Linked DNA regions of Mus musculus: regions 1 and 2 are each linked to region 3. The links are chromatin loops, found by intact Hi-C in ENCODE. Cell type or tissue: heart. All regions are shown on one strand. Region 1 holds the start of Wdr82 (WD repeat domain containing 82). Region 2 holds the start of Dcaf1 (DDB1 and CUL4 associated factor 1). Region 3 holds the start of Rbm15b (RNA binding motif protein 15B).

Region 1 (2,500 bases), 720 kb before region 3:
AGAAATTACACAAATTTGTAGTCACAGAACAGCACCCCCCCAAAACAAATTCAGTATGTTGATCAATTATATTTGTGAAAATATCAAGTAGATGGGCCACACAGCAAAGCTGTATAGTAGGGAAATTATAGATTTCAGGTGATGTTACAGCCATCTTAGCTTTAGGGTGAATGAAGCTAAACTGAATGATGTCTCTCGAGAAATTTATTAGGAGAATGTTGGAAGTTAGAGTAAATGGCTATTTAAAGTCTAAAGCAAGGCCACCTTAGAAGGCTCAGAAGGTAAAAGCATGTGTGCACGCACTCACAGACACACACACACACTAGTTTTTAAAGAGGCCTAAAATAGTTCCAGATCCTTTGCCTACATTTGATGTCTCCACAATTGCGATGTTGTAGTCAGCCAGTCTGCAGGATCTTTATTGTAGATGCTCTTCAGAAAACTTCAGTTCCCACAGCAAGTCGGGCACATGGCACCAGATCTGTCCTTGCTATCTCAAGCTCCATAGCAGCCTGGATCACCTGGATCACCTAAACTCAAAGGCAATCACTGGGGATTGAGTGCAACCACCTGTGGAAGGTTTTTCTAGAACAGATTTGCAATTTGGAAAGTTGCCATCCATTCAGGTTTCACTCAAACTGGTTCCTTCCCTTCCTCACACCCCGGAACAGATTGTAGCCAGGAACTCTGCCCTTTGTCAGGAGACAACTGCAGTACAAACTTACAATCTTGTCGTTTTCCCTCAGCCAACCACTTCCAGTTCTATCTAGCTACCTTTTTTCTTTAACCTAAGAACCTGAGATGCAACCCCCCCGCACATTTTTCAAGAAGGCTCCATTTTTTTCTCGTGTTCCATTTCGTCGTTTGTCAACCCAGGTTATAAGGGACTCTGGTTGTCATGCCTTTGCAATCACCTGCCAGTGAGTGAAATGTCCCTTCCTAAGGTTCCCCCTCCTCCCGCACTAGAAGTTAGGGATCTTCATGCGCTTCGACTCTCATTAAATTTTAAAAGAAGTTCCAAGCTTCTGAAGTTTAATATAAACCCAGTTGAAAATGCCACTTAAAACTTCGTGCAAGTGTATGTTGTACATCACTCAACTAACAAATCGAAGCCTCCTGGCTCGGCCGTGCAGTGGTTAAGTCAGTCGGTGATGGGTTCACCTGATTCACACCCACACACGAGCAGGCCTCTCCGCCAGGTCCTGCGGCCTCAGAGACACCAGCGTCTCCCCGGGGCTTGAGAGCACCCACAAAGGCACTAGCCCCGAGGCGACCTCAAGTCCTGCCCTCGAGAGAGAGGGTTTAGATGCTCCACGCCCGCAGGTTCACACCCCAGAACCGCGGGCTCCAGCTCCGGGGCCTCAGCAACGGGAGGCCGCCCCGCTGACGTCATCGTCCCGCCCCCCCTCCCCCAGCTCGCGCCTCCGTTCCCTCCCCGCCCCCTTTCCCGGCGTCCGCCGCGACACAAGCTCCTCGCCCTCTGATTTTGCTTCTCCCTTCAAGATGGCGGACACAATGAGCCGGCGGAGCGCCGGTTGGCCCTGAATTGACTCCGGAGAAGAACGGTCAGCGAGGTCCCGTCGTCCGGGCGAGAGAGCGTCGCCTGAGGAAGAGGACGCGGCAGCCCCACTGTCAGCCGTCCTTCGGTTCGTCTCCAGCGCGGCGCCCGCACCGCCGGGGTTGGCCCTGAGCAGCCCGCCCGATCGCTCGCCTCTCGGCCCCGCCCCGGCCCTGCGCCGCCGCTGCCTTCAGCAGCAGCAGCCGCCGCCGCCATGAAGCTGACCGACAGCGTGCTCCGGAGCTTCCGCGTCGCCAAGGTGTTCCGCGAGAACTCAGACAAGATCAACTGCTTTGACTTTAGTCCCAATGGCGAGACGGTCATCTCTAGCAGCGATGATGACTCCATCGTGCTCTATGACTGCCAGGAGGGCAAGTGAGTGTGATAGTGGCCGAGTTCCAAGTGCCCCTCTCCTTCCCTCTGTCGCTGGTCCCCGACTGAGCCCCCACCCCCAACCCCAGGCATGTGGTGCAGGCGCTCTTGCCAGGGCCACCTCCATCCCGCAGTGCTGCAGGAGATCCTCTTTAAGATGATGATGGTTCTTAGTTCATGTGTCTTTGCTCTCTTCCGAGCGCGCTTTTCCCGCTTGCCAAACCCCACCTTGACCTTGACCTTTAAACGCCATGTCCCTGCACCCTGCAGCCGGACGGATAGCCCTTTCCACTCCCCTGGCGACTGTCAGAATGTGCGGGTGGACTCTGAGCTCGATGCAGAACGGCAGGAGCTGTGTTCTGTCCATCAGTGGCGTCCAGCTCTCTGCCTTCACAGCAGTGACCTGGATTCAGCCCTGGCACGGTGCCCGCCCCCTACCCCTCAGCTTCCCGCGCGGCTTTTCTGCAATCAAGCCCCGCGGGATGCAGTTTTTAAGCTGTCAGGATTTATCGATTGTGCCCATGTGAGCTTGCTGTCCTTTCCCAGTACCAATACCCAGGCTTACAGTTA
Region 2 (2,500 bases), 65 kb before region 3:
ATCTGTAATGGGATCTGATGCTCTCTCCTGGTGTGTCTGAAGAGAGTGACAGGCTACTCACATAAAATAAATAAATCTTAAAAAAAAAACCATTTGATTCAAGTCTGCTATAGAGTCTAAATAAATAATGGTCATTATAGCTCAAGAGACAAGATTTCAGATGCACAGGAGAAAGCTGTGTTGTAGCAAGAGCGTGATTACAAGTTATATGCCTGTAGCACTGCTATTCACCCTCTAGAATTTGTATTTCAAGCAGCTGTTACTCCAAGCACATAATTGAGTGAGGAAGGAACGAAGTGCTCAGGTGGGTGGGGGTAGGGTGGTAGTGGATTTAAGCCCTAAGATACTGGCTGCTGCTTTTCTCTTTCTTTCTTTCTTTCTTTCTTTCTTTCTTTCTTTCTTTCTTTCTTTCTTTCTTGCTTGCTTGCTTGCTTGCTTGCTTGCTTGCTTGCTTGCTTGCTTGCTTGCTTGCTTGCTTTTCTTTCTTTTCTTTCTTTGTCTCTTCTTCTTCCCCTTCCTCTTCCTGCTTTTTTTTTTTTTTTTTCCAGAGGGAAATCTCTGTAGCCCTGGCTGTCCTGGAACTCACTCTGTAGACCAGGCTGGTCTTGAACTCAGAGATCCGCCTGCCTCTGTTTCCCAAGTGCTGGGATTAAAGGCATGCGCCACTGCCACTACCACTCTTCTGATACAGGCTTAGTAACAGCCGTAGAATCTGATCATGACAAGAGGTCCACAGTGTCTTATAATTTCCACAAGAACGTATTGGCTGTAATCGCTCTATGGAAACGCACAGAACTCGCTCAGAATGCCAAGAACAATAGTGAGTTGCATGAATCCTGACGTCTGGGTAGGTTTTGTCAAGATTCTGCTCAATTGTGGAGTTATCGTAATCTTCCATGTTATCACACAGAATCGCTGGGTCAAAACCAGATCCTTCCGATGCAGCTTCCCTTTGGTTTGTGAAGTTAGGCAAGTCATTTACTGTGGGTTTCATTTTCCTTAACTCTAAAATTGATAAATTGAATTAGATGGCCTCCGTGATTAGTTGTTTTCACCAAAGGGCTTTCATTTTTCTGCCTCACATATAATACATGGTAACTGATGTTTTTTGATTCCTGTCGAATATGTTTTTAACAGAAAGACAAAGGAAAACCGACGAATTTCTAACGAGTACAGTTGTTTCTGAATACATTTGTGTGAAATGCATTCTTTGACCCTGGCATCCTTCCGAGCCTGATGTGGCAGTGTCCTACTGAGCCCTTAGATGACACAGGGTAGAATTAAGTAAATTCGGGCAGCCCGGGCTTTTAGAAAGATCTATTCCTTCCTTTACTTTTCACTTCCGCCTTAAAGAAAACTACGAATCCCAGAAGTCAATGCGCTGAGGTGGTGCTTAATGGTAGGTCTAGCGCCATCATCCCTCCCCCGCCCTTAAACGCGGAAACTTCATTTCCCAGGAGCGCTTTGATGTCCCTCGGCTCCTCCCCCTTCCCCGCTCCGGAGCCTCGCGCCAACGTTACACACCCGCGCGCGCTGAGTGCGCGCGCGACCAGTACGTAGCCTGCGAGTGACGCATAATATGTGGGCCGCTCAGGAGCCGTGGTCGCGCTGTGTGTGTGTATATGTGTGTGTGTGAGTGAGTGAGGGAGAGTGAGTGCGGGACCAGAGGCAGTGTGTGAGAACCGTGGCCGCTGGAGGGGTCGGGGGGAGAAGCGGCGGAGCCGCTCGCGAAGGTGAGCGGGGTTAGGAAGGGGCCGGCTCTCTGGCAGGGGCACGAGGAGAGCGAGCGCGCGGCCCGCTGGGCGGGAGAGTGGGCGCCGCGCTGGGGGGAGGGGCGGCACCTGCTTCGGCTGCGGGCGGCGAGGGGCTGGGCGAGCCCACCGAGGCGGCTGGGCCCGGGGCCTGACGAGGCTCTCCTTCCGAGCCCGGGCCCGGGCCCGGGGGCGGGGCCTCCGGCTCCTTCCTCCCGTCCTGTAAAGAAGCCTCTTTAGAGTAACTCTTCCGCCGGGGTGTGGAGGGCAGGGGATGCTCGCCTCTACCTAAAGGAGGTGCTCTTTGAATCTCTCTCTTCCACTCCAAGTCTCTGTCCCTCACGGGACGAGGGGCATCTTCTTTCCCATGCCGCCCGGCGGACCCCTTCAGGAACGGTGTCCCCGCCTCCAGCCTCAGTCACCTGGGCGGGCTTTTCCCTCGGTCGGCTCCGTGCCACCTCCCACTTGCACCCTCCCGGCTCTCCGACCGGGGAGGGGGCGGAGCTCGGCGGGAACCCCTCCCACTTGTACAATGCAGTAGCGAGGGGACGGGGAGAGAGGTATGTGGGTGTCCAGACGCCCAGAGTCTGACCTAAGGTTGCCTGCCAGGTTTCCCCAGCGCTTATTCCGAGGGCTTTTAGTTGTTTGTTGGGCTTTCAAGGGCATTTGCCATACTTTGTCTTCTGTTCCTAGAAAGTGTCGGTCCGTTTCCTCTTACTGCTGTGGTTTTAACATTTGATGAGGAAATA
Region 3 (2,500 bases):
TTGCCGTAGCCTATCTTTATGGGGTTTCTGCCAATCACCCGGCCAGACATAGCCACCTTCGCCCTGTGTGCCATGTCCAGATTCTGAAACTTGAGGAAGGCATAGGCACCACCCTGGCCGCGGGCAGGCCTCTTGATGACCACCTCCTCGATGATGCCGTACTTCTCGAAGGCCCGTCGAAGCTCCACCTCAGAAACACTGTGGTCCAGGTTGCCGATGAAGAGGTTTCGAGTGGCTCTCTGATCATCCTCCGGCATCAGGTCCTCCTCGCACACGGCCTGGTAGCCGTACGGGCGGCCGCGGTCGTCGTACAGCCCGTAATAGTCCAGGGCTCGCTCTCGAGACAGTCCCACGGCCGCCGCGGCAGCAGCATCCAGGGCGAAGGCTGCGGCGGCGTGCCGCGCGCGGGGCTCCCGCAGGGGCGGGGCGGCTACCGGAGACAGCGAGCGCTGCTTGTACTGGTAGCCACCGTGCAGGGGCAGATAGCCCAGGGGGTCGGCGGGCGCGGGAGGCCCGGGGGGCGGCGTGGAGGCGGCGGCGCTGCTGCTGCTACTGCGCCGGCTGCTCCCGCCGCCGCGCAGGTACACCGGCTCCACCTTGAGCGGGCGATCGTAGAGCAGCAGCTGCCGGGCCAAGGCGTGCTGGCGAGCCTCCCGCGCGTCCTGTGGGTGCCGGAAGTTCACGTAGGCCACGCGGCCCAGCTCCGGGGTGTGTGACAGGCGCAGGCTGATCTCCCCGAACCGCTTGAACTGGTGGAAGAGCCGGTCCTCCAAGTGCTCGGCCGGCAGCGCGGGGCTCAGGCTGCTGATGAGGAGCGTCTTGTACTCCGGAGCCGCGGTGGAGCCCGGACCCGCGGGTTCCGCCCCGGGGGGCGGCGGGGGCGGCGGGAGTGGAGATGCGCGGGGCGACGCGCCGCCAGCACCCGGGTCCCCGGAGGCCTTGCCGGTGCGTCCCCCGCCTCCGGGCGCGCCCGAGGAGCGCCCGCCGCTCGCCCGGTGATTCGCATCCCCGGCAGCGCGCCCGTCGCGATGCCCGCCGCCTCCGCCGCTGCCGCGGGGCTTGTCGCGAGCCCGCGCCGGGACCGGGTGCTTGGTACCGCCGGAGGCCTTGTGCGCTGCCCGCCGCCCGCCCGCCTCTGCCTCTCGTTCGCGCTCCCGCGGCCGCTTGGCGGACGATGACGAGCCACGCCCGCTCGGGCTGGAGTCTCGCTCGCTCTGCCGCTTCATCGCGCCGGTTCGGCGGGCGGGCGGGCGGCCCGCGGGTCCCTCAGAGCGGCGGCGGCGGCGGCCCAGGAGGCAGCGCCCCCGGCGCCGCCATCTTGGACAAAAGGACTCGGCGCGGCGGCGGCGGCGGGGCGGGGCGGGAGCGGCGCCGAGGGGCCCGGCGCTGCGTTATCAAGCTGCGCCGGCCGCGACACGTGACCGCGGTGGGCGGGCCGAGAGTTTCGCTCGCTGCCTATCACGGAGCTCCGTGGCCCCGCACCACGTGACATCTTGGCAACCAGAGGAAGCGGCCTGTCTTGCGAGCTTTGGCGCCGCCGCGTGGCTGCCGGAGCCCAGGCACCCGGCTCCTGGGTCGCGCGCAGATTCCCTCTCGAGCTCGGCAGGCCGCGGCTGCGCTTTCGCTTTGTGCTCCAGGGCTTGCTTGCTACTCCGGGTCCGCCTATCTTTTTCCGCCTCGGGGCCACGCCCACCGGAGCAGGTGTGGCCGCTTGGCCCGAAGCCAAGTGTTGCGCGTCCCACTCCAACCTGCCACTAGATTGAAGAAACTCTATTTCCTTCCATGGAGTTTTCTGATTAGGACCAGAGTTGGCCCCCTTGAAAATAGACACACAAGGATGCCTACACCCTGCCTAGGACCCACATCCAGGCATCTTATGCATTCGAATTCTTCAGGCACTGTCCTGATAGACACAGGTGAGACCTCCCCGGGGTCCAGGTACAGAAACTAGAATGCGTTTGCAACCTACAGACAGGCATCTTGGTGCCACTGGGTCCAAATTTCTGCTGTAGGTGTCTGGGCGGACAGGAGGCTGGGAAGGTGGGGCTGCTGAGCCAAGGGTAAAGAGCAGGTAATGCCATTATCACTTCTTGCCAAGTTGACAGACTGCTGGCCAGTGTTCTGACCACATCCAGGAGATGAGGTGAAGTACCGGCAAGAGTACTCAAAGGCCCCTAGGGCTTATGCTCTCCACAGACGGTTGCTGGATCATTGATGCATCTGTAGGATGTCGAAGAACGCACCCAGCTCTTCCCTCCTCCCATAAGCAGAAAGCAACCAGCAGGAGGAGAAAGTGCAGGAGGAACTTGGAAGAAACAGCAGAGGGCTTCATGTAAGGCCCTGCGAATGCAAAGTGAATTTGGGGACCACACAAGAAGATAGCTAAGACGAGCCTTTTGGAAAACATAACTTCTTAGCAGTTGCTCCTTTCTCATTATCTCTGGAGGCAGCAGGAGCAAAGTTTCCCCACTGAGGCACAGTTCACAAGTGCCAGCAAAGG

What was found. Hi-C counts contacts between places; a loop is a spot of excess contacts. Peaks named below come from ENCODE experiments on the same cell type or tissue, not always from the same donor. Only the 100,000 strongest peaks of a DNase experiment are listed, where the experiment ranks them.
Region 1: a loop joins it to region 3, with 4 times the contacts of the local background. A loop is called at or near these places in 2 of 42 quality-filtered maps.
Region 2: a loop joins it to region 3, with 11 times the contacts of the local background. A loop is called at or near these places in 18 of 42 quality-filtered maps.

The regions. Positions count from the first base shown.
Region 1 is chr9:106,169,447-106,171,946 of GRCm38, forward strand. It overlaps Wdr82 (WD repeat domain containing 82), which reads left to right and starts at 1,483. Exons shown (of 9, transcript NM_029896.1): 1 at 1,483-1,933. The coding sequence starts at 1,773. In heart, no CTCF peak of the experiment used is centred here; DNase peaks (open chromatin) are centred at 1,465, 1,945 and 2,275; H3K4me3 peaks cover 1,715 bases; H3K27ac peaks cover 1,841 bases.
Region 2 is chr9:106,820,359-106,822,858 of GRCm38, forward strand. It overlaps Dcaf1 (DDB1 and CUL4 associated factor 1), which reads left to right and starts at 1,566. Exons shown (of 24, transcript NM_001373930.1): 1 at 1,566-1,733. In heart, a CTCF peak has its summit at 1,410; DNase peaks (open chromatin) are centred at 1,453 and 2,223; H3K4me3 peaks cover 1,843 bases; H3K27ac peaks cover 1,765 bases.
Region 3 is chr9:106,885,742-106,888,241 of GRCm38, forward strand. It overlaps Rbm15b (RNA binding motif protein 15B), which reads right to left and starts at 1,334. Exons shown (of 1, transcript NM_175402.5): 1 at 1-1,334. The coding sequence starts at 1,226. In heart, a CTCF peak has its summit at 1,548; DNase peaks (open chromatin) are centred at 310, 390 and 1,540; H3K4me3 peaks cover 2,066 bases; H3K27ac peaks cover 1,995 bases.